Linked DNA regions of Homo sapiens: all the other regions are linked to region 1. A link is a loop called in an ENCODE intact Hi-C map of the cell type or tissue named here. Cell type or tissue: IMR-90. All regions are shown on one strand. Region 1 has its middle 3.7 kb from the start of CUX1. Region 2 has its middle 14 kb from the start of SH2B2. Region 3 has its middle 27 kb from the start of MYL10. Region 4 overlaps CUX1 (cut like homeobox 1). Region 5 overlaps CUX1 (cut like homeobox 1). Region 6 overlaps COL26A1 (collagen type XXVI alpha 1 chain). Region 7 has its middle 59 kb from the start of MYL10.

Evidence for each region. A loop is a pair of places that touch in the nucleus more often than their neighbours do. Peaks named below come from ENCODE experiments on the same cell type or tissue, not always from the same donor. Only the 100,000 strongest peaks of a DNase experiment are listed, where the experiment ranks them.
Region 2: it touches region 1 in a loop (12-fold over the local background); 8 of 110 quality-filtered maps call a loop at or near these places.
Region 3: a loop joins it to region 1, with 16 times the contacts of the local background. A loop is called at or near these places in 47 of 110 quality-filtered maps.
Region 4: it touches region 1 in a loop (3-fold over the local background); 7 of 110 quality-filtered maps call a loop at or near these places.
Region 5: a loop joins it to region 1, with 2.4 times the contacts of the local background. A loop is called at or near these places in 6 of 110 quality-filtered maps.
Region 6: a loop joins it to region 1, with 4 times the contacts of the local background. A loop is called at or near these places in 24 of 110 quality-filtered maps.
Region 7: it touches region 1 in a loop (9-fold over the local background); 93 of 110 quality-filtered maps call a loop at or near these places.

The regions. Positions count from the first base shown.
Region 1 is chr7:101,811,908-101,815,907 of GRCh38, reverse strand. No RefSeq gene overlaps it. Among named protein-coding and RNA genes, the nearest start is that of CUX1, 3.7 kb to the left of the region's middle. RefSeq lists an enhancer at 1-26 and silencers at 1-87, 128-517, 1,437-1,846. In IMR-90, CTCF peaks have their summits at 248 (motif pointing right) and 1,607 (motif pointing right); no DNase peak of the experiment used is centred here; H3K4me3 peaks cover 2,113 bases; H3K27ac peaks cover 781 bases.
Region 2 is chr7:102,270,513-102,274,512 of GRCh38, reverse strand. It overlaps a transcript of CUX1 not described here. Among named protein-coding and RNA genes, the nearest start is that of SH2B2, 14 kb to the left of the region's middle. RefSeq lists an enhancer at 1-379. In IMR-90, a CTCF peak has its summit at 2,103 (motif pointing right); DNase peaks (open chromatin) are centred at 472 and 2,272; H3K27ac peaks cover 152 bases.
Region 3 is chr7:101,600,661-101,604,660 of GRCh38, reverse strand. No RefSeq gene overlaps it. Among named protein-coding and RNA genes, the nearest start is that of MYL10, 27 kb to the left of the region's middle. RefSeq lists a silencer at 1,932-1,991. In IMR-90, a CTCF peak has its summit at 2,080 (motif pointing left); a DNase peak (open chromatin) is centred at 2,090; H3K27me3 peaks cover 429 bases.
Region 4 is chr7:101,910,423-101,914,422 of GRCh38, reverse strand. All of the region lies in intron 1 of CUX1 (cut like homeobox 1), which reads right to left. Among named protein-coding and RNA genes, the nearest start is that of CUX1, 95 kb to the right of the region's middle. In IMR-90, no CTCF peak of the experiment used is centred here; DNase peaks (open chromatin) are centred at 362 and 2,062; H3K27ac peaks cover 2,950 bases.
Region 5 is chr7:102,043,798-102,047,797 of GRCh38, reverse strand. All of the region lies in intron 3 of CUX1 (cut like homeobox 1), which reads right to left. Among named protein-coding and RNA genes, the nearest start is that of CUX1, 230 kb to the right of the region's middle. In IMR-90, no CTCF peak of the experiment used is centred here; a DNase peak (open chromatin) is centred at 2,397; H3K27ac peaks cover 292 bases.
Region 6 is chr7:101,540,832-101,544,831 of GRCh38, reverse strand. COL26A1 (collagen type XXVI alpha 1 chain) reads right to left here. Exons shown (of 13, transcript NM_001278563.3): 6 at 736-834. Among named protein-coding and RNA genes, the nearest start is that of LINC01007, 26 kb to the left of the region's middle. RefSeq lists a silencer at 1,730-2,024 and an enhancer at 2,038-2,706. In IMR-90, a CTCF peak has its summit at 1,840 (motif pointing left); no DNase peak of the experiment used is centred here.
Region 7 is chr7:101,686,730-101,690,729 of GRCh38, reverse strand. No RefSeq gene overlaps it. Among named protein-coding and RNA genes, the nearest start is that of MYL10, 59 kb to the right of the region's middle. RefSeq lists a silencer at 2,049-2,178. In IMR-90, a CTCF peak has its summit at 2,229 (motif pointing left); no DNase peak of the experiment used is centred here; H3K4me3 peaks cover 183 bases.

The DNA of each region.
Region 1 (4,000 bases):
CGAGGACGCGGACTCCTCCTCACGGCACCGCCGCAGCCATGGCGAGCCCGAGCCGGAGCCGGAGTCGCAGCCCCAGGGCGCGGCGGCCGCGGCCCGGCCTCGCGCGCGCGGCCCCGGCCCCTGCTCCCCCAACCCCCCCACCGCCGCCCTCCCCCTCCCCTCCGCGGGCCGACCGGCGACCCCCGCCCCTCGGGACAACCCCCCCCAAAGTCCGCGGTCGCGCCGGCCACAGACCCGGCCCCGAGGGGGCGCTGGAGGGCAGCGCCCGGGGTCCCCCGGCACCGCGCACCTGGGGAGGGCTGCGGGGGTGGGGGGGGTCTCCCGCTGGGATCGCGATCGCCCGCGGTGGCCGAGCGCAGCGCCTTCAAGACTCCGGTTGGGGGGAACGTCGGAGCGCCCCTGTAGTGGTTAGTGTACAGAGCGCGGAGACGCCGCTACCACCTGCCCGGGACCCCCCACACCCGACCCCTGCGTGGCCCAGGCCCCCCGCAGCAGCGTGCGTGGGAGGCGCCCCGACGGTGGACGGCAACACTCTGATCCCTCTGCGCCCAGCGAGGACCGGGACACCGACACGACCAGGAACAGCGTGGCATGTTTGGAGGAGTGGAGTTGAGGGGGAAACAGCCCTGACCCTCTCAGGGGGCCGCGCGCGTGGATGCCCCACACCCGGACAGCGGCGGTGCCAGCGTCGCACCCGAACGCACCCCAACGGCGGTAGCGCTGGGGGTCCCGGCAGCCCCCATTCGCCCAAGCCGTTCCAGTTTAGGCCACGACAGGAAAAGTCTGGGAGCCCAGTTCTGTGTCCCCCCGCGCCGCTTCAGCGGAACAGCCCAAGAAACTTCCTGTGGTTCAGACACCTTGGTTTGTTGCAACTTTGGGCGCAGAAAGTTGGAAAGTGTGGGTGCACTCACTGAAAACGGAAAGCGTGGTCCCAAGTTTACAGAAATGCTAAAATGCAAACCAAAAAATAAATTCTCTTTTGATTTCTCTCCTCGCGGAAAGCTGGCGAAAGCACACGTTTTATGATCGTCATCTTTCATTGATTATACACACGTGTGACTTGGAGTTTCCAGTAGGAATACTGTTCTTTGACTCTCCCGTACTTCACTGAACGAGTAATTAGTTAAAACAAGTCCCCAAATTCCTTAATCTCAAAATGCATATGTAAATAGAATCTGCATAGGATACAAAATAAAACGCGCAAGTGGAAAACAATTGCTTTTCAAGTGAGTTCGAGGGTTGGCGCAGTGAATTCGGCATTTTTGGAGGAAGAGGCTGGAAATGAAAGTCCCAAGATTTAGAGAACACGCGTGTCCCCAGGTCTTGCGCAGCTGGCCAGGGGCCTCAGTTTCCCCAAGGGGAGGCCCCTGATGTCGGGAACGGGGTTCACTGTCTCCCCAACGCAACCTTGACTCGCCGGTGGGTGGGAGCGCGCTGGCGTCGGGGGGCACGTTGCGAGCCTCCACCCTAGATGCGGTGACGCCGCGCACAGCAGGGCACTGTGGATCTCGGGTGGCCAAGGGCTGCCTCCGTGTGGGGCGCCCCGGCCCGCGCGCTCAGTCGGCCGGCCGCCGCGCTGTAGCTCCGACCGCGCCGCCCGGTAGAGGGCAGCGGCGCCCCGACACTCGGGTCCTCGGGTCCTCGGGTCCCCGCGCACGTGCCCACCGGCGCGCCCAGGCCCCCGCGCCTGCCACGCCCTGTCCCGGAGTCAGGCTTCTGGCGGGAAGCGGCATTGCCACCGAGGGACATTCCTGTCCCGGGGAAATGCGACTTCTAAGGATGCCTGCACACTCGGGGAGGCGGCGGGGGTGGGGGGGGGGGTGCTTCCGCCTTCCCCTGGCATGTCTATTTCTGCGGTGGCAGGCAGGCGAGACCTAGGAATTGCGCTAAAGGTGGCTAGACAAAATGTGCAGGGGCTTAAAAAAAAAAAGAAATCCCTCCCATGGGGAAGGCTCAAGGAAGGATCAGGGAAATGGTTTGGATTTGATGCAGATGTTCTCAATCTAATTATCGTGTAGATCCCCTGGGTTTGAACCAAAAAAGTGAAATATATATGACCTGTGTAATACTCCCGAAATACATCTGGTTGGAATTCAGTATTCTGAATCCATGGCAATATTTTAGAAATAAATCTGATGACTATTAAATACCGTTGTTACATTTCTGGTTATATTTATATTATTTACATGCTAACCTGACTTAGTACAGACACACTATATTGGATGGCCCAGAGGTTAACCTCTATTTAAATACAGTTGAGTTCTCCCACCAAAGTTTTGGGTTACATAAACCTTGTTGCTCTCTGCAGGGGGTGGTGGGAAGGGAGGAGTTTAGAATAACTTTCACCAGCACCATAAAACGTTACTTTGTAAAAAGAAATTCATTCAAAATAAACCACTGATCAAAAGTTATCTGCGTTGAGTGAAACAGCAGAGACCTAAAAAAAACTTTTTAAAGTGCACTTTATTTTTCTTGAGCAAGTATAGACACAGAATAAAAGCAAATTGTATTTATTTCCAAAGACTATTTTGTTTCTTTTGTATTGTTTCAGATTGATTTTTAGCCCCACCATTGTAAAAACCCAGGAGTACCCACTGGCAGAGTGGATCTACAAAGATGTGCGCTGCATAAAATATTTACAAAATATTTTATAGGTTTTAGGACCTAGATTTCCACTGGCACCTACAAAGATAATACAGTAATGGCTATGACCTCCCAGAGCACGGTGTGAGAGGCAGGTAAGTTCTCAAGATAAATGGCCCAGTACCAAGAAATACCTAGGGCACCTGGACACATAATTAATATTACTTAGAATGAAAAACAAGGAAAAAAAAAAAAAAAACAATCCACAGGCATTTGGTCACTTTTCGACACTCAGGCTCTCCCTTTAGGGGATGAAATCTCACAGTTTCCAAGTATATGACCAATTTGCCACCCAAGCTTTCAAAATCAAGCCCCCAGTCATCAGATGGAGGAACTGACCAAGATGATGTTTGTTCCTGACGCCTTTAAATGAAATACAGCTTAGCCCCAAATAAGGTAACTAAATAATTAATATTTGAGCCCAGAATTCCTAAATTTCTTTTCTGGCCCATTTTATTTTGCCTAAAAAGCAGTAAGTAGCCACATGAGGGATGTGATAATACTAACTAATTTAACTTGCAGAAAATTGTAAAGTGCTTTTGGGAGTTCATTCTTTCCTATCTTCCTAACACTAGTGGATTCTCCTTTCCCTGACATCCACATATAGTTTATTAAATCCACTAAAGTAAAAAAAAAATTGTCCAATTCTCCAAAATATGGGTAATTACTACTAAATTGGCCCTCTTTTGGCAGCTCCAAGAAGTGAAAATGTGTCGCGTTGTTTTCTAAAGATTCAAATTTAAAAGTTGTTCTGTTATACTTCACCTAATTCCTTGAAGGAATTAACTATCAAGAATTTCTTCCAAATTGAAAAATGTCTTACACTGTAAGGCATTATTTTAAAAATCCATTTTCTTTATCCCACACAAGATCTTTTATTATGGACTCATACAATTAAATTTCACCTAAAGTTAAGAAACTTTATCCCCAAGAAAAGTTGGGGAATAATCTATAATTTTTACCAAGCTAGAAGGAAAATGAAAAAAACTCAGAAATCAGATATACTTCAAAGGAAAAATCAAGAGGTTCGTTCTAAAACCTTAATGCATTTTCTGAATTTTTTTTTTTTTTGCATCCAAACTAGAATGAGTTTCAAATAGTTTTCAACAAGAAATATTTTGGATAATCAGAAACAATTCATAATGCTAAATGCTTCTATCGTAATTTATTCATAAATAAACATAAAGATATGACTATTTTGATGCATGGTATAAAGGAATCATACTCTTAATAAAAAGTTATGTGGAGAATCTCAATTTTACAAACATAGAAGTTCAAAATTATATCGAGGTAGTAATTCAAGCTGCCTGAATTTGTAAATGTTTTAAATTTAGGACTAAGACCAGACAGAAGTTTT
Region 2 (4,000 bases), 460 kb before region 1:
TCCAAAGTAGCCGGGACTATAGGTGTGCGCCACCACACCTAGCCTTACCCGACCCTTTGAAGGTTGCTGCTGCATTGCAGGCGTGGGGGCCTGACCTTCTTAGAGGAAGGGACTACTCTTTGGGGATCTGTGTTCTCAGGCGGTATCACCTGTCTCCTCTTCCCTCCTCCTCCCTCCTCCCATGGGTCAGGCCTCTCCTTACCGTAGAATAGGGCAGTGGCCTCTTTGATGGGCTCTGGGATCTTCTCCAGGCGGTGCTCAGCGGCACCCTGCAGGTGACAGGAAGCGATGAGGAGGTGCCTCCGCACAATGGGCACGGAATATTCCCTTTCAGCATGGCCAAGGCAAATGGCAGGGTGGGTGTGGCAAGGAGTGGGTGGGGCCATCCGGGGTGCAGGCTGGCTGCAGGAGGGCCCGGACCTGGACACGTGACATGAGCTACCAAAGAAGAGATGGCTGGGCCCTGAGTCACTCCTGAGGCCAGAGTTCAGCAGCAGTGCAGCTCTCCTCGCAGCCACTCAGCTTTGACATGCATCAGACACCTGGGCCTCCCTGGCCCTGCAACCAGCCTGCCACGTGACCTGGGACAGCCCAGACTTCTCTCCCGGAGTCCCACTGTGGACTCTACAGAATGGGAGGTGGGCGAGGAGATGCTCTCCCTGGGCTGTTTATGTCCCAGCCTGCTGTGATCTCTGGGCTCCAGGTCCTTTAGCTGGGAGATGGGTGCATGGTCCTGGCCTTGCCTCTGCCTCTGCTCTCAGGGCAGTGCCTGGAAAGACGGGCCTCTGTGCTACCGCTAGGAAGCCCTGTGGCCTCTGCCCCATGGCCTGTCACCCCAAATCGGAGGCAGGGTGGTATTCATGGAGTAAGCAGGGAGAACCCAATGGTTTTAGGTGACAGCCCTTCTGGGTTGTCACCAGCTGCCTGATACACAGGCTAATCTGGGAAGTCAGTGTTTGCAGAGGCTAAGTCAGTTGGGCAGGTATCGAGATGGGCATGGGGCAGGGGGGTGGGCTCACCTCGGCATCGGGCCGCTGGATGGACTGAATGATGCTCAGGTCCTGCTCCAGGCGGGCGATCAGCTCTCTCTGCTCAGTGGCTGTGGCCACAGCCTCAGTGATACGGACTTGCAGCTCCGCACAGCGTCCTGTGGCCAAAGGAAGACATGGCCGTCAGAGGGAGCCTGGTGGGACCCTTGGTGCCCTCCCCTGGTTCTGCCTCTCCAACCCACGGTCTGGAAGCAGGGCTGCCTGGATGCTGTGAGAGTGCTGGCTATTCCCTCCCAACTCACCACTGCCTAGAAGACCCCATTAGACCTAGGGCCTCCTCCAGGAAGCCCTCCCTGACTGTCAGAGGCACTCCTGGCCCCAAGCACTCTCTGGATTGATGAAATCCCCTGGGTAGGAGAAGGAGCTCAGGTCAGGGATTAGGAGAAACCGGTGCAATGTGGCTCTGCCCACGGCTGTTTGGGGGGCCCTGGCCAGCCCCTTTCCCTCTCTGGGCCTCACTTTGCTTGTCAGGCAGGGGCAAGGAGGCTCAGGTTGCTTCCTAGCTGATGTTCTGGGATAATGTCCAGTGGGAAGCCTGGGGGTAGGAGAGGCAGAGAAAGCCGCGGGGGTGCAGTGGGGCGCGTAGGGGTGCCACCTCTGGGCTGACAACAGAGGTGCTTGGTCCCGCCCCCAACAGAGGCTCCAGCTGCAGTGGTTGGGGTGGCGTGGTCCCCAAGGAGTCCCCCGACCCACAGCCCTGTCTGTCTCTCCCTCCTCCAGGTGCCAGGGTCATCTTTATAACAAAGCATCCAAACTGTGACTTTCCTGCCCTGCAGGAGGGTGAGAGATGTCGGGGAAGGGACCCAGACCCAAGCACGCATTGCCAGGCAGGACTTCAGTGACCCAGGAGCCAGGCAGCCCTGAGGGTGAGGTTTGGCCCTGTTTCTGGTTGACTGTGCGGCTCAGGGCCACTGGATCCCCCTTTCTGGTCCCAAATGGTGACATGTAACATGGTAACAATAAACCTTGTTTAGGGTGAGCTGTTGGGGCCGCAGAGAGGGAGACTGAGGCCTGAGACCCAGGACGCTGTCCTTTGGGGTAGGCTGCACAGCCGCCAGGGGGCACTGTGGCCTCAGAAATGCACAAAGGCTGCAGGCTGTGGGCAGTGCCAGGGAAATGGTATGTGCGGCCTCCTCCGTGGACTCATCCCTGACTGCGCGGCCTGCTGACCGGCTGTCATACCTGCCCTGGCTGGGCTTAGTGTCCTGGGCCAGGATGGGGCAGCCCAGCCTCACCCCCACATGCTCCTGGGTTCCCACTGCACACCAAGTCCTTATAGATGAGTCAGAAAAGACGATTCACATTTTACAGTCAAAGAACGGAGGCTTCCCGACCTGGGACCAAACCCAAGGCATCCACCCCCAGCTCTGTCTAAGCCCTTGCTCACACCAGAGTCTCGCCTCGTTCAGGCCCCGAATGGATTTATTTTATTTTATTTTATTGAGACAGAGTCTCACTCAGTCACCCAGGCTGGAGTGCAGTGGCTCCATCTCGGCTCACTGCAACCTCCGCCTCCAAGGTTCAAGCAATTTTCCTGCCTCAACCTCCTGAGTAGCTGGGATTACAGGCGCCTGCCACCGTGCCCAGTTAATTTTTGTATTTTTAGTAGAGACGGGGTTTAGCAATGTTGTCCAGGTTGGTCTCAACCTCAAGTGATCTGTCCGCCTCAACCTCCCAATGTGCTGGGATTACAGGCGTGAGCCACCGCACTGGGCCCCTAAATGGATTTCTTCCTTCAGACATTCACTGAGCCCCTGGGTCCCTGGCAGGAAGGTGGTATCTGCGGAAGTGAGGAGGGGATGAGGGAAGAGGCAGGACCTGAAGGCAGGACCCGGCCTTGGAGGGAGGACTGTCGGGGGCAGGGTTGGGGCTGGCCCTGGGCCACCTGCAGGGACTTTAAGGAGACCCCAAAGGGGAGAGGTCCAGAGAGACGATAAATACCATGCCCTCCTGGCCTGAGTACAGAGTCCTTGGGTCCTGGCCTGTGGGATGGGATGGCAGAGCCGGCCACACATGCTTAGGATGGGAGGTGGACAGCGGTTGTGAGATGTAGGGAGAGGAAACCACCAGAAAGCTAATGGGGCCTTGGGTCACATTAATAGAGGTGAAGGTCCTGGACCAAGGGAGGGGATGCTTCAGTTTGGCCACAAACAGGAGCACATCCAAGAACCGTGCTGGGACCATGGGGACAGACTCCTGGGATAAAAAGAGGGCGTTAAGCTCCAACAAGGCTCAGGGAAGCCACATTCCACCTCAGGGATGAGGGCCTGGGGGACAGAGAGACAGGGCTGAGATGGAGAACCTTTGCAGAGGTGACTTTTGCCTGGCCAGAGTGAGCCCTTTTCCCTGGAGGTGTGCGCCTGGCAAGAGGGGTGGATAAAAAGCTGCTGAGATGATTCCTTGCACTGCCTGTTTTATCTGCCCCCAGTCTGTGACCACCCCAGTGTGGTCTTGGTCAGGTCCCTGGGGTGGCAGCAACTTGCAGCTCCCAGCACCATCCGTGGGCACCAGGGAGATGATGGGGTGCGTGGGCCTGGTCCCCGTGCACTTGTTCCTGTGTCTGCTACTGCAGGGGTGGGCACACAGTCCTGCCGTGTATGTAGGTGACATTCTGTGCAGGTGTGAGCATCCTGGCTGCAAACCCTCTATCCTAGGCTGCCCCGGTTCCCAGCTGGTGGCCCGCTATCCTGGAAAAGGCCCATGTGTTAAGCTGGCCTGGAGGCCTGGCCATTGGCGCTGCTGCAGATGCTCTGGGCACTGGGTTAGCTCCTGAGGGGATCTGAGGGTGCAGGGCTGAGTGGTTGGGGGAGGCCATCCCTGAAGAGGTGGCTTGGGGTGATAGGAGCACAGGCCAGTTGCACGGGCAGCAGAATTGGGGGATGGCTGCTGGTGAGGCAGAGAGAACAGGCTGGGTAAGACAGGGCAGCAGAGGCTGGCAGACGGTGAGACTG
Region 3 (4,000 bases), 210 kb after region 1:
ATGCTGAAAGGGAGTCTCCTTCCACAATGTTCTCTCCTGGTTGCATCAAGGAGAGATGCTGGATTTGGTGCAGACAGGTCTCTGACCAGCCTACTGCCCTCTTTAGCAAGGGAGCAGACACCAGGCTGAGAGCCTTCCCTAGGCCCCGGCAGCCAGCCAGAATTGAACGGCATTGTTCCGTTTTCATGGTATGCATTTTTTTTTTTTTTTTTTGAGACGGAGTCTTGCATTGTCACCCAGGCTGGAGTGCAGTGGCATGATCTCGGCTCACTGCAACCTCTGCCTCCTGGGTTCAAGCAATTCTTCTGCCTCAGCCTCCTGAGTAGCTAGGATTACAGGCACCTGCCACCACGCCTGGCTGATTTTTGTATTTTTAGTAGAGACAGGGTTTCACTATGTTGGCCAGGCTGGTCTCGAACTCCTGACCTCGTGATCCACCCACCTCAGCTTCCGAAAGTGCTGGGATTATAGGCATGACCCACTGCTCCCAGCCATGGCATGCATTTTTATGCATGTTGTCTGTATGTGGCACAGGGGACTAGCTTTTCATTTTTGATAGCAAGGTTTCTTTTTTATAAAAGCTTTCTTTAAAATAAACATATGTATAGGAGTCGATTTAAGGAAAAAGATAAATGTAAACAATATTTAGCTACAAAAAAAAAAGTCATGAAGGTGAAATGAGAATCACTGAAGTCTGGGAAAAGGCCAGGCGCGGTGGCTCACGCCTGGAATCTCAGCACTCTGGGAGGCCGAGGTGAGTGAATTACCTGAGGTCAGGAGTTCAAGACCAGCCTGGCCAACATGGTGAAACCCCGTCTCTACTAAAAATATAAAAATTAGCCGGGCATGGTGGCACATGCCTGTAATCCCAGCTACTGGGAAGACTGAGGTGGGAGAATCACTTGAACCCAGCGGGGGGCAGAGGTTGCGGTGAGCAGAGATTGCACCAGTGTACTCCAGCCTGGGCGGTAGAGTGAGACTCCGTCTCAAAAAGATAATAATAAAATAAGGCTGGGCATGGTGGCTCATGCCTGTAATCACAGCTACCTGGGAGGCTGAGGCAGGAGAATCACTTGAACCCTGGTGGTGGAGGTTGCAGTGAGCCAAGATTGTACCACTGCACTCCAGCCTAGGCGACAGAGCGAGACTCTGTAAAATAAAATAAAATTAAAAAAAAAAGTGAAGTCTGGGAAGAGCTGAATTCTGAAGAAGAGGCTGTGAGAGATTAATTTGAAGGTGGATGTTCCAGAACCTTCTGGAACACGGGTTCCAGAACTGGTGTAGCTTCACTATACCAGTGTCATCTTCCAGTCTTGAGTCCAAATCTCCTTGAATAAAGAGGCTTGATCCTGGAACCCAAACAGGCAGGGTGAGGCCAGGGAAGTGTGGCTGCTCACAGACAGACGGACACACAGCCTCCCAGCCCCGTGGGAGCTTCTGTGCTGGCACCCGCGTGACGTGGGGTTTCAGGCTAGTAGCAGGTCGTGGGGGCCCCCGAGGCTTCTTAACAGACTATGAGAGGGACTGTGTTGTGCGGGGCAGGTCCTGCCTCCTCTAGGCCCCAGACCCCTTTGTGCCGCCAGGACTCTGGCCTGACGTGGTTGGTGAGCGTGGGCCTGGCAATGGGGCTGGGAAGGAGAGGCCAGCCTGGAGCCGCCCTAATCCGGGTTTAGCTCTCACTTCAAAGCTGGTGGCTTCAGCTTCATTGGAATGTCCAGCCATGGGGGAAGGAGGGACGCGCCTGGCTCCCATCAAGCGCCAGGGAGTCACTGTGGCCTCTTGAGGGCCAGGGTGAGGGGTGGGATGGGGGTGGGGCTGGAGAGCTCAGTGAGGCATCTGGGGTGGGGAGCCCCAGCCCTGCCCCTTATAGCTGTGTGACCTCAAGGCTAGTGGTTCAACCTCTCTGAGCCTTCATATCCCTCATCAGGGAAACAGGGTTAGCGGCACCCCCTCTCCTGGGGCCATATCTGGTGCAGGGCCTGGCCCAGGGCGGGGAGACCCCAGTCTGTGCACAGCCTGGTGCGTCAACGGGCTTTTGCAGCGAGGGCGGCCCTTGTGGCTCCACAGCGCCATCTACTGACAGCTGAGCAGCCTCTCCTGGCTCCGCCTTCCCCAAAGCCTCTGGGGCTTGGGAATCTCTAGATCACAGTCGGCACAAGAGTCCACAGCGCAACTTTGGTGCAGAGAAGACTAAATTCAAGCCCCGGCTGCTTAACCTATTCGATGTTAAGTTTCCTTAAGTAAAAAAAAATAGCAGCAAACACTTAGAGAACAGTCACCGAGCCCCAGGCAGTGTGCACTAACGTGTGTAACCCTCCCAGCAACCCTGAGGAGTACATCCTATTATTATACCATTTGACAGATGAGAAGACTGAGGCCAGAGAGGGTAAGGCACCGAGTCAAGACGCCTACCTGCCTGGCCTGTCCCAGCTCTGCCGCTTACTGACTGTGCGACCTACAGAGCAGCCAAGTGAGTACAGCTGGGGCACCCGCCTTGCACGGCTGCGGGGAGGAATTACACCTGGGAACAGTGGAAACCCTTGGCTCCAGACGCTGTGATCCAGTGACTCCAGCCACCTAACGCTCGGTGCCTCTGTGTCCCCATCTTCAGTGTTTTCACACATCTGTGACGTCTTCGCTCTGAGTTGGTGGCCCCTGCCTGTCCACATGTCCCCAGCAAAGGTCCACGAAGCAATCCTCTATCCAGCCTCAGTCCTGTGTCCTCGGGGGCACTGGAAGGCAGGCAGTTGGCAGGAGGCTGGGGAGGGCGGGATATTCAGGGGGAAGAGACCTTGGTCCTGGTCCCATGTCCACGGGAGGGGACCAAGGAGGGTTGTGTGTCCCGGGCCCTAAATGGAGCGGGACACAGTCATCGGGGACCTCAGCTGTTAGACTCTGATCCACGCCTTTCTCCACATTTGTTCAAAGTGGGTTTCCTCTCCTCGCGGGCTTCCAAGTGTTCTTTAGGTGACCTGACCCAACCACTCACTCAGGAACCTGGGCAGCACCCCCAGGACAATGGGTGGCAGGGGGGTGTCCCTTTCTGTCCCCACCTGTCACTGCCTGGCTGTGTGGTCCCCTCTGCCATCCTTTGTTTCCTGGTCTGCAAATGGAATGACATTATACCTCCAGCCATTTCCACTGCCAGCACTCCCATAACCTTTCCCTCCCTCTCTGCAGCCCAGCCCATCAGGGCATTGGGTGATTCAAGGCTGCAGGTTTGAGGCCTCCAAGCACCTCCAGTGGGAGGCTTGGAGACAGACAAAGCTGTGAAGTTTGACTCCCAAAGTGGGGCAACAAGATTCCTGGCTTCCATGGATAGGGGCGGTAGAAGAGCCAAGGATGGGGCCTCGATGAGGCTCTGGATCCCTGGGACAGCCTGGAGGGACAGCCTCAGGCTCCTGCACCGTCTGGGTCCCACCTGCCCCTTTTCCACACTGCCTCCATTCAGCGAAAGGCCCCTCCTGGAATGCCCTCATCCATTCTGGTAAATACTGGTTCTTCTCCCTCCTGCCCTGCCCAGAACTTCCATCAAGCGGGCAGACGTGAGTCTCCCATAAAAGCTGGAGGCCTGGCCAGATGCAGCGGCTCACGCCTGTAATCCCAGCACTTTGGGAGGCGGAGGCACGCGGATCACTTGAGGTCTGTAGTCCAAGACCAGCCTGGCCAACATGGTGAAACCCCGTCTCTACTAAAAAAATTAGCTGGGTATGATTGTGTGCCTGTAATCCCAGCTACTCGAGAGGCTGAAGCATGGTCATTGCCTTTGGGATGGGATCTCCGGCCAGGCTGGGCCCAGAGCAGTCCTGGCTGGGGACTGAGGACTCTCACTGGCTCACCATCCAGGCAGGCCCTCCTGGACAAGAGCCGTCCCTATGCCCACCTGCCAGTGAGGTTGCCCAGTCCCTGGGTGGCCTGGGCCACCTGACACATGGCCCTCAACAGTCTACACAGCACCTGGACCTCCACTGTGAGGTGGGCCAGGCAGGCTGGAGTACCC
Region 4 (4,000 bases), 99 kb before region 1:
GAGGGAAAGAGGGAGGGAGGGAGGGAAAGAGGGAGGGAGGGAGGGAGGGAGGGAAGGAAGGAAGGAAGGAAGAAGGAAGGAATCGTAGACACTTTAAAAAGCAGGGGAGGAAAGAAAAAAAAACAACAACGACAATAAAACAACAAACCAGGCAATGAGGGGAAGATACCACCACACCACACTCTTCTCCCCTTAGTATTTCTGGCATTCAGGCACATCTTGGGCAAACAAGTCCTAAGGAATAACGTGGGCTAGAATTCAAGAACAGATGTCAAAGCTATTGCAGAAAAAAGGGAAACACTGAACATTTTGATAGACCACATTTGAAACACATCCCAGTTAAGGGAAGGCAGGGAAAAAAAAAAAAGAGCAACCGAAACCAATGTGGTGGAACGGGGGATACAGATAAGAGAGGAGCAGTCACAGCGAAGCAGAAGGCTCTTCAAAAATATAAACAATCTGGAGGGAGGAGGGCTTTGACATCTATATTTAAGCAGCAGCAGCCGAAGTTATAAAAGGAGCCTTCGAAAGAAGGCGGGGAAGAAAGCCAATATTGAAATATGACAAAAAAGAAAAAAAAAGAGTTGATGTTTCGTTCCAATCGCACACAGACGCAGAAAACTTAGGAGAAAAACAAAAAGAACATGACTGCTTTTGGCCGGGGGTCCCTACTTCCCCCACTGCATGGAAGCCTAGCAGGGTGGGGGTGCTGGGGGCGGTTACCCAATCGGTGGGCATCTACCGATGTCTTTGAGTTGGCAGGCGCTGGAGGTATGAAGGTGGGGTCCCAGCCCCGACCCCCAACTTCTCATCTAGTGGGTCAAGTGTGGGAAACGCTGGGGAAGATGCCAGATGAGCCGGGGGTCTGTGGGCCCCCTCCGTCCCCCTCGGTCCCCACCTGCCCCTCCCTGGGCTGATCTGTCAGAGAGCCTGCCTGGTGGAGGAGGAAACTGAAACAGGTGGCCCGGTGCAAGGTGAACCCACCTTGATCCCGGGGCTGCAGAGCCAGTGCGCCTGCGGCAACTTGCTGCTGGCAGTCGGGGACTCAACGGGGGTCTGCGGCCCTCCCTTCCCCGTGCCCGCAGACATATGCAGGTCGGCATGGGAAACCCACGGGGGTCTCCAAATTTAACACCGAGCCGCCACCCGCCACCACAGAAACAGATTGGCACAGCGAGGAGGAGAGACTGAGCTGCCGCCGCCCCAGATTGGGTTGATCAGATTTAAGGCTTGAAATCTTTGACCAGGTCCCTTGGAGAAAATTTTTTTAAAAAACAACACACACACACATAAAAACCAGTACCACCAAATCCTTTCTGAAGGACGCTAAGGCGTTCTCGGGCTGTGGGAGGAGACAGCGATTAAACATAAGCCAAATACTGTTTTATTATCTACCAAGCCTGCCTATCCTCAAAGCGTCAACTACAATGACACATTAACAAGGGAATGAAATGCATCTTGGGGAGGTGGAGGTGGGGGTCCCAAATGCAGAGGCCTCGGCCCATGAGTCACGGGTCACGTGTGAGAAGGCGTATGGAGAGTCGTCACATCTGAAAGGCATTAAAAAGTCACAAAGAGCAAAAAACCTGGACCCAACCTCCTCCATGCCCAGCAATACCCTGTCGGTTTAGCCCCTCACAGATTTTCCTGTAATGTAAAAAAACACGGTGTATTGTAAGGGATATGATAATCATCAGATACATCCAAGCCAAAAAGCAAACCGCAACACAATGTTTAAAAGAATATCCATCCATATGCTCGCATAGGCTGTGATTATCTCCAGAGGGATACAGAAGAAACTTGTGACCGTGCCTGGCTCTCTCCAGAGGGGCCGGTGGGGAGAGGGACTTACTCCATAGTGTGTATCTTTGGACTGTCTTGCCATTTGGATGCATTATCTAGCTGGAAGAACTGCACTAACTATTAATTTTTACAATCCTGCTAAATGTGAACGAGTGCGTACACAAATGGTAATGCATAGTGTGGGACACGTGAGCCTCTGCGTTACGGTCTGTGTGTCCACCTGCAGGGGCAGAGGCCTGGAATCCAGAGCCTCGTGGGTCTGGTGATGCAAGAAGTGAGGCGAGTTATGTCCTTTGTCAAAACAACAGCTGTTTCTTGCACAATATGCTGCCCACTGGCCAGTCTCAGGGCGTATGGAGATAGAGGAGGAGGAGGGAGGGGGGAGGGGGAGGAAGAGGGGAGGGGGAAGAGGGGTTGGTGGTGGCGGTGGCCACTGCTGGTCACAGAAAACACCACCAAACCAAGCCAGAACTCTCCCGAGGAAGACAGAGGAGGGTATCCGCTCAGAACTATCTAGAACTCCTCTCCAGCTAGAAACACCTGCGGGCCCCTGGTCCCAGGTCCCAGGTCATGGGAAGCTGGCAGGCTAGCAGCAAACTGATGGGCTCAGAACCTGGCACTTCCAACGAGGCTGAGACAGAAACTTTACTGAGAAAATGTCTGGCAAGGAGAGGCACCAGAACGCAGAAAATGTGTTTTTATCTTTCTAAGAGATCACAGGATGACTGATGTCAGGAGGCAATGAGGACCCACATGGGTCAGGTTTCAGTCCCACCCAGCCGGCCCCTTGGCAGCCGTGTGGCCCGGTCCACCTTACACCCCCAGCACTCGCTGGACGGCAACTATTCCTCTCTCAAGTCAATGGGCCGAGCTGACCAAGAGCTTCCCAGGTGTAGACTCAGCAAGTGGGTGTCACCAACAGGAGCCCCACCCTTGCACAGAAGAGCTTCAGAGGTCAAGGCCAAGGCTCAGGTCATCCACTGGCGGGCCAAGGTCAACGCCAAGGCTCAGGTCATCCACTGGCGGGCCAAGGTCAACGCCAAGGCTCAGGTCATCCACTGGAGGGCCAAGGTCAAGGCCAAGGCTCAGGTCGTCCACAGCAGAACCAAGGCCAAGGCCACGGCTCAGGTCATCCACTGGAGGGCCAAGGCCAATTGCCAAGGCTCAGGTTGTCTACTGCAGGACCAAGGCCAAGACCAAGGCTCAGGTCATCCACGGCAGGGCCAAGGCCAAGGCCAAGGCCAAGGTTCAGGTCATCCACTGGAGGGCCAAGGCCAAGGCCAGGGCTCAGGTCGTCCACCGCAGGACCAAGGCCAAGACCAAGGCTCAGGTCATCCACGGCAGGACCAAGGCCAAGGCCAAGGCTCAGGCCATCCACTGGAGGGCCAAAGCCAAGGCTCAGATCATCCACCACAGGGCTGAGACCAAGGCCAAGGCCCAGGCCCAGGCCCAGGCAGTCCACTGCAGGGGCAGGCCAAGCCTATCACCAAGTCGGCCTGGCTGCTGCTGTCTCAGCTCAGAAACCAAGGCCTACGTGCACACAGGCATCCCTCATCCCGTGACGCTGGTGTACAGCTGGGGTGCTGTGGATAGCTGGAATCCTGTTTTCCTCACTGATTACAATTTCTGGGATGTTTTTTCTCCAATTCTGACAGCTCCTCAAAGGGCAAAGCTCCTAACATTTTAAGTTTCTCTCTGCCCCCAACTCCAGACTTTCTGCCAGGCATTTCAGATGTTATTAAAAACAAAATTAAAAAACTACCATGTAACCAGCTGTCTGCTTAACAGAAATAGTGGGAAAATTTTTTTCCCAAATAAGTATTTAAATAACACCAGAGATCCATTTGGATTTGCCCATCTTTTTTTTTTTTTTTTGAGACAGTCTTGCTCGGTCGCCCAGGCTGGGGTGCGCTGGTGTGATCTCGGCTCACTGGTTAACCTTCACCTCCAGGGTTCAAGACCCAGCCTCCTGAGAAGCTGGGATTACAGGCATGAGCCACTATGCCCAGCTAATTTTTATGTTTTTAGTAGAGAGGGGGTTTCGCCTTGTTGGCCAGACTAGTCTTGAACTCCTGGCCTCAAGCGATCTGCCCGCCTTGGCCTGCCAAAGTGCGGAATTACAGGCATAAGCCACCATGCCTGGCTTGGATTTGTTCACCTTTAAAGTGTATGTGGGCCGGGAACAGTGGATGATGCC
Region 5 (4,000 bases), 230 kb before region 1:
CATCCATATTGAGTTTTTCCAAGGGAAGGGAGATCTGCAGAAAATAAAATACCCTAGAAATTTAAATTCCACGATAGTCAAATAAATACTGTATGACTGAGCATTACAAGTTGGATGATTTTACTCCAGGAGACGAAAATGAGTAAGAGTCAATCTATTCTTACAGACACATACTGCTTTCTAATCATCCATCCATCCATCCATCCCTCCCTCCCTCCCTACCTCTAGACTAATCATCCATCCATCCCTCTATCCAGTTATCCATCCATCCATCTCTCCCTCCCTCCTTCCCTCCCTCCCTCCATCTCTCCCTTCATCCATCCATAGCTCTATCCTATCACCCATCCATCTATCCCTTTATCCAATCATCCAGCCATCCATCCCTCTATCCAATCATCTATCCATCCATCCTTCTATCCAATCATCCATCCATCTATCCCCTATTCACCCTCCCTCCATGCAATCAACCATCTATCCATTCCCATTTATCTAACAAATCATCCATCCACCCACACACCCACCATCCACCCATTCATCCACCAATCCATCCACCCATCCACCATCACTTAACAGAGCGCCAAGCACTGTGCCACATGGGGATACAGATCTTGCTAAACTGTTAAGCTTCATGAAGGCAACGGCTACATTCATTCACCTACCACCACTAACCAGGGTCTAGTTCTGGTCTAGCCTGGCATACATGCTCCACAAATATTTAATGAATCAATGAATGAACAGACCTTCCCTGAGAAGCTCTTGGTCTGGAAGGGGACAGGGTTACAGCCCTGTCATGAGCAAGGTAGGGGAGCATCCTGGGGGTGGGAACACTAGATGAGCAACAAGATCGCTTTGGCGACTCTCCCAGTGTGGCCTCCCTGACAAAGAATGCACTTCGCAAGCTGTCAAGAACAGAAGTGAGCTGGGTGTGGTGGCTCATGCCTGTAATCCCAACACTTTGGGAGGCCTTTGTGGGAGGACTGCTTGAGGCCAGGAGTTCAAGACCGTCTTGGGCAACGTAGCAAGCCCTCATCTCTTCAAAAAAAAAATGCAAAAATTAGCTGGGTGTAGTGGTGTGTACCTGTAGTCCCAGCCACTCAGGAGGCTGAGGCTGGAGGGCTGCTTGAGCCCAGGAGGTCCAGGCTGCAGTGAGCTGTGATCGTGCAACTGCACTCCAGCCTGGGTGACAGAGTGAGACTGTCTCAAAAAAAAAAAAAAAAAAAAAAAAAAATCCAAACCAAACCAAAACAGAACAGGAGTGAAATGGGGGCTGGGCACAGTGGCTTACGCCTGTAATCCCAGCAGTTAGGGAGACTGAGGCAGGTGGATCACTTGAAGTGAGGAGTTCGAGACCAGCCTGGCTAACGTGACGAAACCCTGTCTCTACTAAACATATAAAAATTAGCCAGGTGTGGTGGTGCGTGCCTGTAATCCCAGCTACTTCAGAGGCTGAGGCAGGAGAATCACTTGAACCTGGGAGGCGGAGGTGGCAGTGAGCTGCAATCGCATCCCTACACTCCAGCCTGGGTGACAAAGCAAGAGTCCATCTCCAAAAACGGGAAGTGAATTGGGTAAGTCCTGGGGTTTCCCGGGGTGCCAGCTCTGTCCCGACTCCCATAGGGGCTGACATTGGTCTATCACAAGGGACCTCAATTTCCTTACCTGCAACCCACTGGTCTCTTCAGCCTCAGGTTTTGAGTCAACTTTGCCACAATATCATTTTCCTAAGTCATTCTGGGGTTCTTAGAGCTTCCTCTTGTGCATTTCAACTCAGTTCAGCTCAATTCAACAAACATTTCCCAGGCACCTACTACATCCCAGGCACTGGGAGATTCAGAAACCCCATGCACCCTTCCTTGGCAACCTGAACCCCAAGGCCAGAGCCCCATGTTCAGGAGCCATGTACGCAGCTGGGTCCCTGGAGCGGGTCCCCTGGCGGAGATGCCAAATGACAGCTGGGAAGGCCCACTCTGCCCGAGTTCGAGCTGTAAACATCCAAGAAATCTACCAGCAGTTACCGAGAGGATGTTAAAAATAATTATCCACTGAAAATATTAGATTTGCTCTGGATTGTTCATTACATACAATGGTTTAATAGGACTTTTATTGAATAGCTGCAGAGCTCTGGGCCGAAATCAATTTGCCCTCCACGTGGAATTTTGATGTCTGCTGTTGACTTGTACAACATGGAGCAATTTGTAATCGCTCCAGCTTGCCGTTGTTTTCAAAGCTCCTGCTATATCACAAGCATTTATTTCTGACCACAAAATTACATTTATTCAACAGAAAGCAGCTCCGGGTCTTTAAGAGGTTAACTTCTGGAGTGCTTGGCTGCGCTCCAGCCCACATCGGAGGGGGCGCGCGGGCGCAGTGGCACCCGGCAGTGGCGGCAGCGCCGGGCGGGCGGCCGTGATTAATAGACTGCTGAGAGCGCCCCTTTCCACAGGCGCACGGCTCCTGCCCCGGCTTCCATAGATCATGGACTTAGCCTCAACATATCTGACTGAAATTGAATTTGGCTTCTCTCTCAACTGTTCATTTCCTATGTTATGCAAGGTTAGATCCCTTTCTGCATGAGCAGAACCAAACCAGCTGCAGCTTTGGAGGAGAAAATGTGCTTTCAATTATGCAGCTGGCCTGGATGTTGAGCCGCAGTCCGACGGGTCCCTAATTGAGCCATCATGGCGCGAACTTACAGGGAGACACTGTGTGTGTCAGGCTTGCGGGTTTTGCCATAAGATAATGACAGTACAGCAGCCACATCACCACAGTGACCACCACGGCTAACACCACTGTCACCTCCACCACTGCAGAAGGCCCAAGAGCCTGCGGACAGACATACTGGCTGAGAAGTCAGTTCCCCAGCAAAGGTCCAGGGCAGCAGGCTGTGTTAGGGTCCCTGGGAAGCCTCCCTGTATCTTCCAGCCAGAACGCATCATCCTGTCCCCAGAGTGCCTGGTCTGCTCCACAGTCGCCTGTCTGGCCACAAACCCAAAGAAGACCCTGACAACCCCTCCCTACTCCCAGCAGGGCACTGACCTATTTTGCTTGTGGGCGTCTAGGAACCAAAGTAGATGCTCGCACATCACACTCAATAAGTACTCATTAACAAGGAGAAGGCGAGAAGCAGGGGGAAATTCAGCTAAGAATGTTTTATGTAACCACTTCCATAAGGCAAAGAATAGATAAAGCATCTAAGACAAGATACGGGCCCTCAAAGCATGTACAATCTTAAGAGCAGGCTGGAAAGAGGGGAAAAGTTAATGCAATAACAAGAAAACAGGCACCCTGTTTAGAAAATGGGCTAAGGTGGCCGGGCGCAGTGGCTCACACCTGTAATCCCGGCACTTTGGGAGGCCAAGGCAGGCAGATCACCTGAGGTCAGGAGTTCGAGACCAGCCTGGACAACATAGTGAAACCCCATCTCTACTAAAAATACAAAAATTTGCTGGGTGTGGTGGCACACACCTGTAACCCCAGCTACTTGGGAGGCTGAGGCAGGAGAATCGCTGGAACCTAGGAGGTGGAGGTTGCAGTGAGCCAAGATGGCACCACTGCACTCCAGCCTCTCCAGCCTGGGCGACAGAGCAAGACTCTTTCCAAAAAAAACAAAAAAACGGAAAATGGGCTAAGGATCTCAAAAGAAAACACATAAGGCCTGGCGCAGTGGCTCACGTAATCCCAAAAACTTTGGGAGGCCAAGACAGGAGGATCACCTGAGGCCAGGAGTTCAAGGCTACAGTGAGCCATGATCGCACCACCGCACGCCAGTCTGCACAACAGAGTGAGACCCTGTCTCTCTCTAAAAAAAGACATGCAAACGGCTGACAGGTATATGAAAAGCTGCTCAACATCTTTAATCATCTGGAAAATTTGACTCAAAACCACGATGAGGTATCACCTGATACCTGTTAGAAGGGCTATTACCAAAAAGACACACGAGTGCTAGTGAGACATGGAGAAATGGGCATCTTTGTACACTGTTGGTGGGAATGTAAATTGG
Region 6 (4,000 bases), 270 kb after region 1:
GCCAGGTGTTGTGGCTCACCCCTGTAATCCCAGCACTTTGGGAGGCCAAGGCAGGCAGGTCACCTGAGGTCAGGAGTTCAAGACCAGCCTGGCCAACATGGTGAAACCCTGTCTCTACTAAAAATACAAAAATTAGCCAGGCATGGTGGCAGGCACCTGTAATCCTAGTTACTCAGTAGGCTGAGGCAGGACAGTTGCTTGAACCTGGGAGGTGGAGGTGTCAGTGAGCTGAGATTGTGCCACCGTGCTCCAGTCTGGGCGACACAGCACAAGACTCCATCTCAAAAAAAAAAAAAAAAAAAAGCCAGGTGAGGTGGTGGCTCACGCCTGTAATCCCAGCACTTTGGGAGGCCAAGGTGGGTGGATCATCTGAGGTCAGGAGTTCGAGACCAGCCTGACCAACATGGTGAAATCCTGTCTCTATTGAAAATACAAAATTAGCCAGGTGTGGTGGCGCATGCCTGTAATCCCAGCTACTCAGGAGGCTGAGGCAGGAGAATTGCTTGAACCCGGGAGGCAGAGGTGGCAATGAGCCGAGATGGCATCACTGCACTCCAGCCTGGACAACAGAGCGAGACTCCCTCTCAAAAAATTAAAAAAAAAAGACCCCGTTTTTCTGGTACCCAGCAAGATCAGGGCTGTGGGTGCGTGGGACACCTCGCCTGTTCCAGTAGAGAAGAAAGCCCAGCCCCTTCCGCAGGTTGACAACATCACATATGTGGGGGGTTTTCTTACCAGGCGGCCCCGCTGGACCCTTCTCTCCTGTCTGGCCTCGGTCACCTTTAGACCCGGGGGGGCCTGCAGGCCCTGGTGGTCCTGTCTGCCCCGGGGGCCCTGGGGAGAGAAGGAGACAGGGCATCAGAACATGGTGGACCCCCAGCCTCCAGTGGCTCCAGGCCTGGCCCCCTGGGCTGTCAGCCTACGTTCCCCCAGGAGCCCTGCCTACCTGGGACTCCCTAAACAGGCAAAGGCACTCACATCACCTTGGAGCTGGTTATTACAACTTACAAACCAGCTTTGCACTTACAAACATCTATGATTCTAAGAACTGCTTTCGTTCCCATTTTCAATGTGGGGAAACTGAGGCTCAGGAAGGTTGGTCCCTTGCCCAAGCTCACACAGCCAGGCTGCAGATGAAGTTGCTTAGCTCCAGGTCCCTCTCTCACACCCTGCTGTCTCTCTGCTTAGGGTCAAGAACCGGGCTTGTGGCAAAGTGCTCCCCAACAGGTGGCCTCCGAGGAGGCCCCAGGAGGTCCTGAAGGATGGATCTTCCCAGCTACAGATCTCTAAACCCCAAGGGTGGACAAGGAGATGGAGAGGTAAGGCTTGCTGTGTGGCCAGGGGACAGCCTTTTCTCCCTCTGGCCCAGAGAGGATGCTGAAAAATGTTTGCTCAGCACCTTAGGAGGCTGAGGCAGGAAGATCACTTGAGCCCAGGAGTTTGAGACCAGCCTGGGCCACATAGTGAGACCCCATCTCTACAAAAGATACAAAAGTTAACCGGGCATAGTGGTGCACGCCTGTGGCCCCAGCTACTGGGGACGTTGAGGTGGGAGGATGGCTTGAGCCCAGGAGGTCTGGGCTGCAGTGAGCTATAATCACACCACTGCATTCCAGCTTGGCTTACAGAGCGAGACCGTCTCAGAAAAAAAAAAAAAGTTTGCTGATCTGATGAAGGGACCTGCACTGAGTCTTAGGGCCCTTTGCACTCTGCCTGCATGGGACTGTGGTATGGTGGGGAGGGCCTGGCTGGGGGCTGCTGGCCTCGGAAGAGCCCCACCTGCGCTCTGGAATCCAGGTTGGCTGCAGGTGTCACCATGTGTAGAGTGTGTGCCCCACCTGGTGGCCATTCTTGAAACTGCATTTTCCCCTGGTTGGAAAGGTCTTGCCAGGCATGCGCTTTCGTGGGCCTGGGTCCCCGGTGGGATGGGAAGCCCCTCCTCCTCCATCCCCCAAGAAAGATCTGAAGAATGTGGGCATGAGGTAACGCTCTGGGGGTGAGACCTTAGGGACAGCGGCTCGAGGGGTAGGCCGGGGGCCAGAGTGAGAGAGGTCCCCCTTCCCGTAGGAGACCTGAGCTCGGCCCTCCTCCCGCAGCCTTCAGTCCCTTTCCAAGAATGCAGGATACCCTACTCTCCTTCCCCGGCCCTGGGACTGGCCACTGGAGGCCACCTGTGTCATGCATCTCTCCTCCCTGCTCTGCCCCTGCTCCCCAACCCAGCATCAGAATAGACACTCAGAACAGAGGGCAGAGGGAGAGCGCCCCCTCCAAAGGGCTCTAAGGGCAGAGAATCATGGAGGCAAAATGCCCCCAGCTTGCTGGCTTGCTGGGTGACCCCAGGGGTGTCACTTAACTTCTCTGAGCCTCAGGTGTCTCCCCTGTAACCTCAAGGCTTCCAAGCTTTGTGTGAAGATTAAGAGTGATATCTGTAGGCTGGGTGCGCTAGCTCACACCTGTAATTCCACACTTTGGAGGCCGAGGCGGGTGGATCACTTGAGGTCAGGAGTTTGAGGCCAGCCTGGCCGACATGGTGAAACCCCGTCTCTACTAAAAATACAAAAATTAGGCTGCGTGTGCTGGCTCACACCTGTAATCCCAGCACTTTGGGAGGCCAAGGAGGGCAGATCATTTGAGGTCAGGAGTTCAAGACCAGCCTGGCCAACATGACAAAACCCCTTCTGTATTAAAAATGCAAAAAGTAGCGGGGCTTGGTGGTGCGTGCCTGTAATCCCAGTTATTAGGGAGGCTGAGGCAGGGGAATCCCTTGAGCCCAGGAGGCAGAGGTTGCAGTGAGCCGAGATCACGACACTGCACTCCAGCCTGAGTGATAGAGTGAGACTCCATGTCAAAAAAAAAAATTATATCTGTATTTGAAATATTTTCATATCTGATATGAAAATATTTAATAACTGGCACAGTGCAGATCCTGACCACTCATGGTAGACCTCAGCCTTCAACCCCTGGATTCAGCCTTATAGACAGGTGTTGTTTGCTAAATGTCCTCCAGGATAAAGCCCCACCTCAGTGTCTGGCAACCAGGAGGGCTTCATCGATTGCAACTATGATTATTACAATTGTGATTAAAGCAAAGGTAATTACAGCCCCAGGTGGCAGAGCCCAGACCAGTAGGTAGAATCTGCAGAGGGAAAATTCTTCCCCTTAACTTTAAAATGTGGCCAGGGCCAAGCATGGTGGCTCACACCTGTAAATCCCAGCACTTTGGGAAGCCGAGGCATGAGGATTGCTTAAGGCCAGGAGTTTGAGACCAGCCTGGCAACGCAGTGAGACCTCGTCTCTACTAAAAATTAAAAAAAAAAAAAAAAGCCAAGTGTGGTGGTGTGCACTCGTAGTCCCAACTACTTGGGAGGCTGAGGCAGGAGGATCACCTGAGCCTCGGAGATGAAGGCTGCAGTGAACTATGATCATACTACTGTGCTCCAGCCTCAGTGACAGAGCAATACATTGTCTCAAAATAAAATAATAAAATAAAATAAAATTGTAAAAGTGTGGCAGGAAGGCAGGGGGGCAGATGTCCTCCAATTCCAGCCAGAGAGTTCAGAGAGCAAACCCCAGAAAGAGGTGGGAAGCAGTAAGTTCCTGCTCCCTGGCCAGGCAGAATGCTGCAAAATTGAACCCAGCAAGGCTGGGCTGGGGGCCATAAGTGCAGAAGCCAAGGAGCAGGGCAGATACTGAAGACAGTAGCTGAGCTGTAAGACAATAGGGAATGGTGGGGACTGCGGCAAACTGCACAGCCTGGACTGGACCTACAGTGGCAACCCAGTAGCTGGTTGTTTCCATGAGGGACTGCCAGCCCTGATGGCCAATTTTCTCATTTTTATTTTTATAATTTTTTGTAGAGACAGGGTCTCACTATGTTGCCCAGGCTGGTCTTGAGCTCCTGGCTTCATGCAATCCTCCCACCTCAGCCTTCCAAAGTGCTGGGATTATAGGTGTGAGCCACTGCACCTGCCCAAGATCATCTATTTTTTTGAGACAGGGT
Region 7 (4,000 bases), 130 kb after region 1:
CCAGCACATGCTACTCTGTGCCCACCCACCCCAGCCCATGGTTGTATTAATGAAACTCAAAGAAGCACTCAGGGCTACACCGAGGTAGGGCAGAGCAGGGGCTGAACCTGGATCCAACTCCCAAGTGTAGGACTTGCTCTGTGAAGCCTTCTTGGGGGCACTTTCCAGAATGTCCCCCAGCACCTATGGCTCTCAGCCTGAGACCCTGAGAGGTAGATGCCAGTGGGTTTTGGGGTTCCTGGGGGCTGCCTGGACTGGCCCGGCCTGACCCAGCTCAACTTACCCCTAGGTGCTCTGGGGCATTCATTATGGGTGACACTGTCCTGGTGCCTGGAGGGCAGAGCTTTCTGGGTTACCCAAGCCAGGTGATGACAGACGGGGTCTGTCCCCAGGGATGTGTCCACAGGAGAGAATGGCTTTAGCTGCATGCTGGGAGCGGCTTCTGGACTGTTCTCAGAAGCGTGGGGCCCTGTGCAGGGCATCTTGGCACTGAGTCACCCTCTCTCCCAGCTGCAGTCCGCAGCGGCACTTTGCCCTACCACTTAAGTACATGCATGCACTCATGCATGCGTGTGTGTGTGTGTGTTTTAAATTCATTGCTTTTGGTCTTCCTTTTATTTTCTTTCTCTTTTTAGAGACAGGGCCTTGCTTTGTCACCCAGGCTGGAGTGCAGTGGCACAATCACGGTTCATTGCAGCCTCCACCTCTTGGGCTCAAGCAATTCTCCTGCCTCGGCCTCCTGAGTAGCTGGGACAACAGGCACACGTCCCCATGCTGGGCTAATTTTTACATTTTTAGTAGCGATGAGGTCTCACTATGTTGCCCAGGCTGGTCTCAAACTCCTGGGCTCAAGCGATCTGCACCCCCTTGACTTTCCAAAGTGCTGGGATTACAGGCACAAAACACCGCACCCAGCCTTCTTTTCTTTTATGAATATAGTGACAGATCTTGGTTGGTGTCTAGTCTCTTCTGGTTTGCTGTGTGACTCTGCACTAGTCACTTGGCCTCTCCGGGCCATAGTTTTATCATCTGCCCTAAATGCCCTTTGAAAAGTTTCTTTGTAAATGGGGTGTTTGGGGCGTGCTACAGGCTGCCGATGGACCAGCATCGTGGTGGTGGTGGGCTCTCAGCTCTTCCTTCACCTGGCTGAGTTCACTATTGTGTCTGAGCCCGGGACCATGGGAGGCTCTGATGCCAGTTTCCTGAGGCTGGGACCCAACCGAAGCCTCCACTTAGGGATCAATCAGGGAGGGCTTCCTGTAGGAGTTGATGCCAGAGTGGGCCCTGGTGAGGCTGGGGAAACACCTTTCCCGGCAGGACGATCAGCCATTGCAAAGACCAGAAGGCAGCTGTAGGACAGTGGGAGTCTCAGAGGGACAGAGGTAGGGCATAGAGTCAGGGACGTCTGAGCGTGGCCCAGTCACTCTGCCTCAGGGTTTAGTTTTGGGCTGGGAAGGAGCTGGAAGGGCTCATTGTGGTCAGAGTTGGGGCACCCCAGGGCATGGCAAGGGCATCTGCCAGACCTGGGTTCCAACCCTGCCTTGGCCATCCACCCCCATGTGACCTTGGGCTTTGAGCCCATCTTCCTCGTTGGTAAAACGTCTAATAGACATGTTGGGAGGAGTAAATTAAAGCAGCTCCTTGCTCCTGGTACAGTTGGGGTCTGCCCCTTGCCCCCTTGGTTTTGGGGTAGTGGCACCCTTGAGCCTTCTCACTCTCACACGGGGCCCTAAAAACCACTACCCCCAAACTGAGGGAGAAAACGCCTAGGCGAGGAACTATCCTGGAAGGATGTGAAGAGGAACTATCCTGGAAGGATGTAAGTGAGGGTGCACCCTCACTTAGGGAGCACCGCCTGGGCCAGGCCTTCTGCCTGGCACTCAGCATGCCACCCTCCCTTACTCCGTGGACTGGGATTCTCCTGGGTGGCCCCTCCCTCCCCACGGTTGATTCCTATTCGTCCACTTTGTCCTGCGTCCCAGAGGCATGGACAGGCCGTGCACTCCAGGTCTCCTGCTGAGGGACCGGAGAGGCCCCTGGGACCACGGGAGCTGCCGAGGGCTAAGGATGCCAGGGGTGGGGAGGGAGGGTGGTGGAAGGGTTCCCGGGTGCGTGTTTGAGCTTTGGGGCGAGGCTGGGGCCCGGGGAGTGAGGACCTGGGGAGTGGAGACCCGGTTGGTGGCAGCGCGGCCCCTCCGGTCTATCCCGATCCTCGTTAGCGCGGCGCCACCTAGCGGCGCCCGGGGGAAGCGGCGGCTCGACCTCGTCCAGAGCGCCTCGTGGGGTCCGGAGTTCCCCGTGCTTCTGCTGCGCCCTCGGGGAGCGAACGACGGGCAGGGGGGACAGGAAGGGGCCGCCCTGGCCTCGGCCAGAGGAGCAGGAGGCGAGGGCAAGGCTGTAACTCCTGACACCTAAGGGCCTGGATGCCCGGGGGAAGAGGCGGGAGGAACGAAGTCAGGGCTGACTCAGCCCTGACCTTGGACCTGACCTTGACCCCAGGCCCTGTAGTTTGCTTCCTTAACCCCAGTTTCCATGAACAGAAGCCTCCACTTAGTCCCATCAGGGAGGTCAAGGGGGAGGCAAGAGAGGAGGGATGTCCAGCCTGGGCAGGGAAGAAGGTCAGCCCTGGGAGTGCAGCAGGGGGGTGGCGGGGGCTGGGTAGGGTGGGCTCAGGGTGCACTGGGAGGGACAGGGGACAGGAGGCACAGGCTGTGGGTCGCAGGCCCAGGATGGGCTGCGGGGTGGGACCTGTGGCAGAGGATCCCAGAAGGCAGTGAGGCCAGGGCTGCAGGGTCTCCTGTCCACCCAATAGGACCCCACCCTGGTTCCTTACAAGTAGGAGGTCCCCAAGCCATTGCCCATATCCTGACCCCCTGTCCTGCAAGCCACAGCCTCTTCCTCCCTCCCCTGTCACTGAAGGACCAACCAGGAATACAGTGTTTAAGTCAAGCAGAATGGACACATCTTTAGGGAGCCCAACGGTGGGGTGCCAGGGTCTGAATGGCGCTGTGTGTAGGGGGGTTATATGCTCGGCTCCCAAGCCTGGGGCAGGTCATTCTGGCTCTGCCCAGATTCCACGCTGACTTTGGGCAGACCAGCATCTTCCCCAGCAAAAGGCCCTGTGGCATGGGGAAATTCCTGCGCATGAAGCTGGAGATGCACGGTCTATGGGTGAGTGGACCCCAGTACTACGGTGGAACCCCCAATACTGCAGGGGCACCTCAGTGCAAGGCAAGGCCGTGCACACCTGTCGTAGGACACTGAGAGACATTAGCGTAGTGATGATGCCTATGTGTGTATGTGTGTGGTCTATGTGAGTACAGCTCTGTGTGTTAGTGTATGTGTGTGCATCTGGTGTGTGACTACATGTCTGTGTGTGCGTGTTTGTGTGTGTCTCTGTGTGTTAGTGTGTGTATTCATTTGAATGTGTAAATACATGTCTGTGTGTAAGTGTGACTCTGTGTGAATGTCTGTGTGTGTCTTTGCGTTAGTGTGTATGTGAATGCATGTCTGTGTGTGCCTGTGAGTATGTATCTGTATGTCAGTGAGTGTATATGTGAATGCATGTCTGTGTGTGTACGACTGTAGTGTGTGTGTGTGAATGTGTGTCTGTGTGACTAGGGGGTTGGAGGGTGTGAGTGGAGCTCTGGGCAGAGTGGTCCCTGTGGCTGTACAATTTGGAAAATGCCCTCTATGCCCTGCCCACCTCCCTGGGGCAGGGGGTGCCGTCCTATTTCCCTGGTGAAGCCTGCAAATTCCTCCTGGTGTAGGGGGTCCCCTTCTCTCCTCTACCTCCCCTCCACGTCTTGCCCACAACCCACAGTCCTGCTCTTTGCAGATGCCCTCTTGGGCTGTGTCTGCTGAGGGGGGCTCGGGGCCACCCTACTTCGTGACTTCAGCCTGAGAATCTTTTTATTTATTTATTTTATTATTTTTTTTTCTGAGACTGAGTCTCACTCTGTTGCCCAGGTTGTAGTGCAGTGGCATGATCTCGGCTCAC